2 separate regions of the Homo sapiens genome follow, and region 1 is linked to region 2. Evidence: chromatin loops called from intact Hi-C (ENCODE). Cell type or tissue: HCT116. All regions are shown on one strand. Links, peaks and the distances in the headings refer to the core of each region. The heading gives the core; the rest is flanking DNA.

Evidence for each region. A loop is a pair of places that touch in the nucleus more often than their neighbours do. Peaks named below come from ENCODE experiments on the same cell type or tissue, not always from the same donor. Only the 100,000 strongest peaks of a DNase experiment are listed, where the experiment ranks them.
Region 1: it touches region 2 in a loop (10-fold over the local background); 2 of 110 quality-filtered maps call a loop at or near these places.

The regions. Positions count from the first base shown.
Region 1 is chr6:31,202,518-31,205,017 of GRCh38, reverse strand. HCG27 (HLA complex group 27) reads right to left here. Exons shown (of 2, transcript NR_026791.1): 2 at 1,050-2,500. Among named protein-coding and RNA genes, the nearest start is that of HCG27, 6.0 kb to the right of the region's middle. RefSeq lists enhancers at 1-382, 383-1,102, 1,103-1,823, 1,982-2,500. In HCT116, for the core only: no CTCF peak of the experiment used is centred there; DNase peaks (open chromatin) are centred at 957, 1,397 and 1,527; H3K4me3 peaks cover 1,929 bases; H3K27ac peaks cover 2,267 bases.
Region 2 is chr6:31,596,243-31,601,442 of GRCh38, reverse strand. No RefSeq gene overlaps it. Among named protein-coding and RNA genes, the nearest start is that of NCR3, 5.8 kb to the right of the region's middle. RefSeq lists enhancers at 3,213-3,713, 3,714-4,214. In HCT116, for the core only: a CTCF peak has its summit at 2,690 (motif pointing right); a DNase peak (open chromatin) is centred at 2,702.

The sequences.
Region 1 (2,500 bases), core at 1-2,500, 390 kb after region 2:
GGGGAGCCTGGATGTCTCACCAACAAGCCCTTCCTTATTTCACTGATCTGCCATTTTTAATGTCCAGTCATCATGCTTGGAATGCCTGGTTATAGTCCCCATGACTACACATCCATGTGGCCACACATCCTGCACTCAACATGGATGGCCTCTTGGAACGTCTCCTGTTCTCAGAGGAGACGTTCAGAACACACTCCTCTGAGACTCAGAGGAGTCTCAGAACACACAGAGCCTGGAGGAATGGGGACTGTTGGCAAAAGTAGATCTAATGTGTCCCTCAAGGTGAACAAAAATCTTTGAAGAGATTACTTGATTAACAAACAAGTGCTGGGCGCGGTGGCTCATGTCTGTAATCCCAGCACTTTGGGAGGCCAAGGTGGGCTGATCATAAGGTCAGGAGTTCGAGACCAGCTGAGCCAGTATGGTGAGACCCCGACTCTATTGAAAATACAAAAATTAGCCGGGCGTGATGGTGCACGCCTGTAATCCCAGCTACTTGGGAGGCTGAGGCAGGAGAATCGCTTGAGCCCAGGAGGTGGAGGTTGCAGTGAGCCGAGATAGAGCCACTGCACTCCAGTCTGGGTGACAGAGTGAGACTCTTGTCTCAAAAAAAAAAAAAAAAAAAAAGTTACAATAGCCAGTAAGTACAGATCAGGTGCAGTCCTGGGAGGAACAGCAAAACAAAAAGTGAAACAGAAGCAGCAAAAGTCCCAAGGCTGAATAATCAGGGCGTTCCATCCAAATAAGGTAATTGTAAACACTGTAAAAGCAGCAGCCAAATGGAAAGCAATCACAATTAGTTGCTCAAAGAATGTGAGTGAGTTAAAAGGTCCTCCCCCAAAACCTTAATAGATCTGGGGAAAGCAGTGATAGTCAATCAGGGGTCTCTGGCTGCCATAGTACTCACCAGTAGTGAAGGGAAACTGAAACCAACGAAGCAGACAAACCTCTGAGTCATGGCACCGGAAATGTTGACGGCTGTTGTAATACCTTGGTTCTTGACTTCTTCATTTAAAAGAATTTAAACAAGAAACACGCAGCAAAGGAGATGAAGTACAAAGCAATTTATTACAAAGGAAAAATATTATTTTGAAAGTTAAGTGCAAAATAAACTGTACACCCTGAGAGGATTCAGGGTGGGCTGCTCCTAAGGATGAGACAGCATTGATCACTGCTGGAGAAACTCCCTTTATGGGAGTCTTACATGATTATTCACAGGAGGTGGGTGGGAAGAGGTGTTACTAGCAAGCATGTTCTGGGCGGTCTTCTGGGTGCACGTGTGCAGTAGCTGTACATGCTTGTTCATACATCTCATGACTCATTAGCATCTTAAATCTCCACCCAGGGCTGTGTTTTTTTTCACTATTGTGATGAGCAAAGGGTCAGTCTGAGAACAGGTGGAAATGCACGTGTTCTGTACAGGGTAAACTCCCTATTGGAGATAGCTTTGCTTGAATGAGCTGGACTACAATGTGAATGCTAGAGTTTATTGTGTTGATTGTGTGGTCATCACCAGTCGCTATGTCCCGAGGACATGTTTACTTTTTTCATTACCTATACTTCCTCAATTCCAACACCTGCCTGAGCTTACACAGGCAAATAAATGACTCATTTCAGCACCACCTTAGAGCTTATTCAGTGCAGCCTTTGACATCCCTCAGAGGAGAAGTTTTCCAAGCATGATTTTATTTTGTAAAGCCTCCGTTTTTTCAGCCTGCAGAGCTGAGACATTGATAATTTTATTCTCAAATATTTAGAGACTTTCTTATAAGATTTTCACATCTTGGTAACAAATTTCACTTACAAAATTTGCCAGAATAGGCAAAAGGAAAGAGACAGCAGGAGGGATCACTAAGATTTTTCTTTCCTGTGGAGTATTTTACTGTTCCTGCTTCTCTTTTCACTTTCCTGGGCTTGGGGGAAGGGCAGCTCCCTCGGACCATGAAAGAAAAATGGTAATACGGAAACATCTGTCTTTATCGCCTCCCCCAACCCTTCCACTCTGCTCTGGCTGTGCCCATTCTCCCTCCCACCCCCTGGCCCATAAGCCTTTTCCTTCTCCCAACCTCACCGAGAGCCCAAACTCTCACCTACAGCTGGCTCCTCAGTGGGAACTGAGTCATTACCTGCTAAAGGGTAGAAGAGGAGAGAGAGAGGCCAGAGCCTGGGGATGGGGCAGAAGGTGCGGCAGGAAGGAAGGTTAGAGTGAGAAAAATTTCCAAATAAGGGGTGATGTGTGAGTGCTCAGAGGGTGACTGAGGACATCTCCAGCATTTCCATTGAGGAGGGAGGAAGGAGGGGCCCTTGGGTTCTGGGGCAGATGCCGGCAGGGTCTGGATGAGATGCCCCCAACCTCAACCCTGGTCCTCTGAAAACACTTCACCCAGTCACACTGAGGAGCCCCTCCAGGCCCAGGGGCCCCTCCAGGTAGGCGTATCTCAGCTCCTCTCTGGAAGGACCCCCACAGCTGCCCAGCCCTGGTATGTCTCATCTCCCTGGT
Region 2 (5,200 bases), core at 1,573-4,072:
ATTAGCCAGGTATGGTGGCTGGTGCCTGTAGTCCCAGCTACTAGGGAGGCTGAGGCAGGAGAATGGCGTGAACCCAGGAGGTGGAGCTTGCAGGGAGCCGAGATCACGCCACTGCACTCCAGCCTGGGTGACAGAGCAAGACTCTCTCTCAAAAAAAAAAAAAAAAAAAGTCATTCATATGGACATTAAGTCCATTAAGGAGTTGGCAGAGGTTGAAATAGAGAGGAAGTGGGCTGGGCATGGTGGCTCACGCCTATAATCCCAGCACTTTGGGAGGCCGAGGTGGGCGGATCACAAGGTCTGGAGTTCGAGACCAGCCTGGCTAACATGGTGAAACCTTTTCTCTACTAAAAATACAAAAATTAGCCTGGCATGGTGGCAGGTGCCTGTAATCCCAGCTACTCTGGAGGCTGGGGCAGGAGAATCGCTTGAACCTGGGAGGCAGAGGTTGCGGTGAACCAAGATCACGCCATTGCACTCCAGCAACAACAGCAAAACTCTGTCTCAAAAAAAAAAAAAAAGAAAAAAGAAAAAAGAAAGAAAAAATAAATAGAGAAGAGGCTGCAGAGTCAGGGATGGGCTCTTGATGAATGTGAGGGCGAGTGGACGACACCAAGGAGAGATTGAAGGTCGTGAGGTCAGATGCTATGAGCCTCAGAGGAGAAGCTGTTCTCAGAAGCTGAAAGTATCATCACCTGGGAGCCATTCATTAGTTGAAAAATATTGATAAGACTTGGCCAGAGAAGTCACCCAATCTCACCCCTGCCAGCACGTAGAGGAACCCTGGTGGGGGTGGGGGAAAGATGAGATCACCTGTGCTGGATTGTGGACTTTTGTGTTTTCACCTGTTTTCATGGTCTGAGTTGGGAGTTTATTGGCCTCAACTACATCCAGCCAGCCCACAGCTTGTTGTTAAAGAAGTCAGACCAGAGACTGGGTGCGGCGGCTCACGCCTGTAATCCTAGCACTTTGGGAGGCTGAAGCAGGTGGATCACTTGAGGTCAGGAGTTCAAAACCAGCCTGGCCAACATGGTGAAACCCTGTCTCTAGTAAAAATACAAAAAAGTTAGCCAGGCATGGTGACAGGCGCTGTAGTCCCAGCTACTTGGGAGGCTGAGGCAGGAGAATCGCTTGAACCCGGGAGGCAGAGGTTGCAGTGAGCGGAAATCACACCACTGCACTCCAGCCTGGGCGACAGAGCGAGACTCCCTCTCAAAAAAAAAAAAACAAAAAAAACACACACAAAAACAGAGACCAGTGCACATCCACTTCAACACTGTTTTATTTGTTGCCTTTCCTCTTGAGTGCCTGGGAATAATTTCTTTAGAAAAGTTCCATCCTTGGCCAGGATGGATGCAGTGGCTCACGCCTGTAATCCCAGCACTTTGGGAGGCCGACGTGGGTGGATCACGAGGTCAGGAGTTCAAGACCAGCCTGGCCAAGATAGTGAAACCCCGTCTCTACTAAAAATATGAAAATTAGCTGGGCATGGTAGTGGGTGCCTGTAATCCTGGCTACTCAGGAGGCTGAGGCAGGAGAATCTCTTGAACCCGGGAGGCGGAGGTTGCAGTGAGCCGAGATCGCACCACTGCACTCTAGCCTGGGTAACAGAACAAGACTCTGTCTCAAGAAAAAAAAAAGAAAAAAAAAGTTCCATTCTTGTGCCCACTGTGCTGATTAGCGCAGCAGTTCCTGTCTTGCAGGTTAGCCTTCCCTAGAGGTTCTCAGAGTTATTAAAAGGGGTCCCTTGAATGTACACACATATCAGGATTTATTCTAGATGGACTGAAAAAAAAACCCCACATACTGTCTTTGGAATCTGGAACATTTTTAGCTATGACAAATGTTTAGAAGTCTTAGATATAGAAAAGAGCTGGGAGAGCAGGATGCCCTTGAGTCCAGGTGTAGCAATGGCACTGCCACCCTTGCACAGGACGGGGGAAGCACTGGAGAAGAACCACACATTGAACACCTAGGGCAATGGGGTCTGGAAGTTTACAGGTGGTACCCCCAGTTTACAGTAGTGGCACCAGGACTCCAACCTAGGCTGATTTGTCTTCTAAGCCACATTGCCTTGGGACGTGGAGTAGAACCATGTGATTGAGTGTACACTGTGGAAGAGTGGAGTTTGTTTTTTTTTTTTTTTGAGACGGAGTTTTGCTCGTTGCCCAGGCTGGAGTGCAGTGGCACAATGTTGGCTCACTGCAACCTCCGCCTCCTGGATTCAAGTGATTCTCGTGCCTCAGCCACCCAAGTAGCTGGGATTACAGGCACGCACCACCACGTCTGGCTAAGTTTTGTATTTTTAGTAGAGATGGGGATTCACCATGTTGGCCAGACTGGTCTCGAACTCCCGACCTCAGGTGATCTGCCCACCTCGGCCACCCAAAGTGCTGGGATTACAGGCGTGGGCCACTGCTCCCGGCCGGAAGAGTGGAGTTTTATCCCCAGCCAGTTACTTATTCCACGTCCCCACTGGTGGTGACCTCTTCTCCCTCCCCAAACCGTGGGCTTCTTACAGCTGAGATAGTAGAGACAATTTTTCCTATATTGATCCTTTGGGGTGTGAATGGGGTGTTGATAGAAGGAGGCAAGCAAGGTAGGGGATCGGGCAGAAGCTGGAATCAAGGCCCAGTTGAGAAAAGCCACCATTGGTAGCTCGGGCCTCCCATGCTCTCTGACCACCAGGGGGCAGGCCTTGCCTTGCCATGACGCCTCCATCCCACATCCTCTAGTTAGATATCCCTGGGGTGGCAGCCACTTCGCTGCTGGAGAATGGCTGAGTTGGTCCTTCCCAGGTTGTGTGGCATGTGTGGTTGTTCCGGTAGCTTAGGGAGGTAAAATAATTTGTTCAAGATTAGACTGGGCACAGTGGCTCACACCTGTAATCCCAGCACTTTGGGAGGCCGAAGTGGGAGGATTGCTTTAGGCCAGGAGTTTTAGATCAGCCTGGGCAACACGGTGAGACTCTGTCTGTACAAAAAATAAAAATAAGTGAGCCAAACGTGATGATGTGTGTCTGTAGTCCCAAATACTCTGGAGGCTGACGTGGGAGGGTCACTTGAGCTCAGGAGTTCAAAGTTCAAGGCCACGGGGAGCTATGATCATATGATCACACCGCTGCACTCCAGAATGGTTGACAGAGTGAGACCCTGTCTCAAAAAAAAAAAGGTTGTATAACATAATTGTGGGGATTGCGGGGGAGCTGACATTTGAACCTAGACTCATTCCAAACCAGCATTCTTAACCATGAGATGACTGCTTCTCCAAAAGAAAGCTCTGAATTACTTCAGTGATGGGTGGGAACTGGACAGTCTACAAAAGTACTGTGACACAGAGCTAGAAACACAGATACAAAGGAAAAAACATATATTAGGTCAGGTGTGGTGGCTCACACCTGTAATCCCAGCACTTTGGGAGGCCAAGGCGGGTGGATCACTTAAGGCCAGGTGTTTAAGACCAGCCTGGCCAACATGGCAAAACTCCGTCAGTACTAAAAACACAAAAATTAGCCGAGTGTGGTGGCACACGCCTGTGAACCCAGATACTCGGGAGGCTGAGGCACGTGAATCGCTTGAGCCTGGGAAGCAGAGGTTGCAATGAGCCAAGATTGTGCCACTGCACTCCAGCCTGGGCGACTGAACGAGACTGTCTCACAACAACAACAGCAACAACAACAACATGTATTCATATAAAATGAGCCAGGCTGGGCGCGGTGGCTCACGCCTGTAATCCCAGCACTTTGGGAGGCCAAGGCGGGCGGATCACAAGGTCAGGAGTTTGAGACCAGCCTGGCCAACATGGTGAAACTCAGTCTCTACTAAAAATACAAAAATTAGCTGGGTGTGGTGGCGCACGTCTGTACTCCCAGCTACTCGGGAGGCGGAGGCAGGAGAATCGCTTGAACCCGGGAGGCAGAGGTTGCAGTGAGCTGAGATTGAGCCATTGCACTCCAGCCTGGGCAACAAGAACAAGACTCCATCTCAAAATAAATAAATAAATAAAATAAATAAAAGGAGCCAGACCAGGAGTTTGAGACCTGGACAACATAGCAAGATGCTGTCTTTCAAAAATAAATAAAAGTAAAAAGTCAGGTGTGATGGCACATACCAGTATTCCAAGCTACTTGGGAGGCTGAGGCAGGAGGATTGCTTGAGTCCAGGAGATCGAGGCTGCAGTGAGCAATGATCACACCACTGTATTCCTGCTTGAGTGATAGAGTGAGACCCTTGTCTCTAAAAAATGTAATAGTAAAAGGAGCCAGAAGGGGGCATGCGGTAAGGGGTGGACACATGGCATATTACATGTCATCCTTCACTTCTATGTGCTGTATTATCTCCTGTAGCTGTGTGATACACATACAAGAGTGTCTGGCATACTCTTGTACCAATCCCTGTAGAGGTATTACCTTGTTTTATTGTGTTCCACAGATGTGCATTTTTTTATATATTGAAGTTTGTGGCAACCCTGTGTTGAGCAAGTCTGTAGGTGCCACTTTTCCAATAGCCTGTGCTCACTTTGTGTCTCAGTGGCACATTTTGGTAATTCTTGCAATATTTCAAACTTTTTCTTGATTATTTTATCTGTTATGATCTGTCAGTAGTGATTTTTTTTTTTTGAGACAGGGTCTCACCCTGTCATTCAGGCTGGAGTGCAGTGGCAAGATCATAGCTCACTGCAGCCTCGAAATCCTGGGCTCAAGTGATTCTCCTGCTTCAGCCTCCCAAGTAGCTAAGACTACTGGAACACACCAGCACACCTGGCTAATTTTATCTATTTATTTATTTAGGCAGAGTTTTGTTCTTGTTGCCCAAGCTGGAGTACAATGGCACGATCCCAGTTCACCACTACCTCCGTCTCCCAGTGATTCTCCTGCCTCCGCCTCCCGAGTAGCTGGGATTACCGGCATGCGCCACCACGCCCGACTAATTTTGTATTTTTAGTAGAGACGGGGTTTCTCCATGTTGGTCAGGTTGGTCTTGAACTAACGACCTCAAGTGATCTGCCCTCCTTGGCCTCCCAAAGTGCTGGGATGACAGGAGTCAGCCACTGTGCCTGGACTTTTTTTTTCTTTTTTGTAGAGCTGAGGTTGGCCAAGCGCAGTGGCTCATGCTTGTAATCCCAGTACTTTGAGAGGTCGAGTGGGCAAATCACTTGAGCCCAGGAGTTTGAGACCAGCCTGGACAACATGGTAAGACCC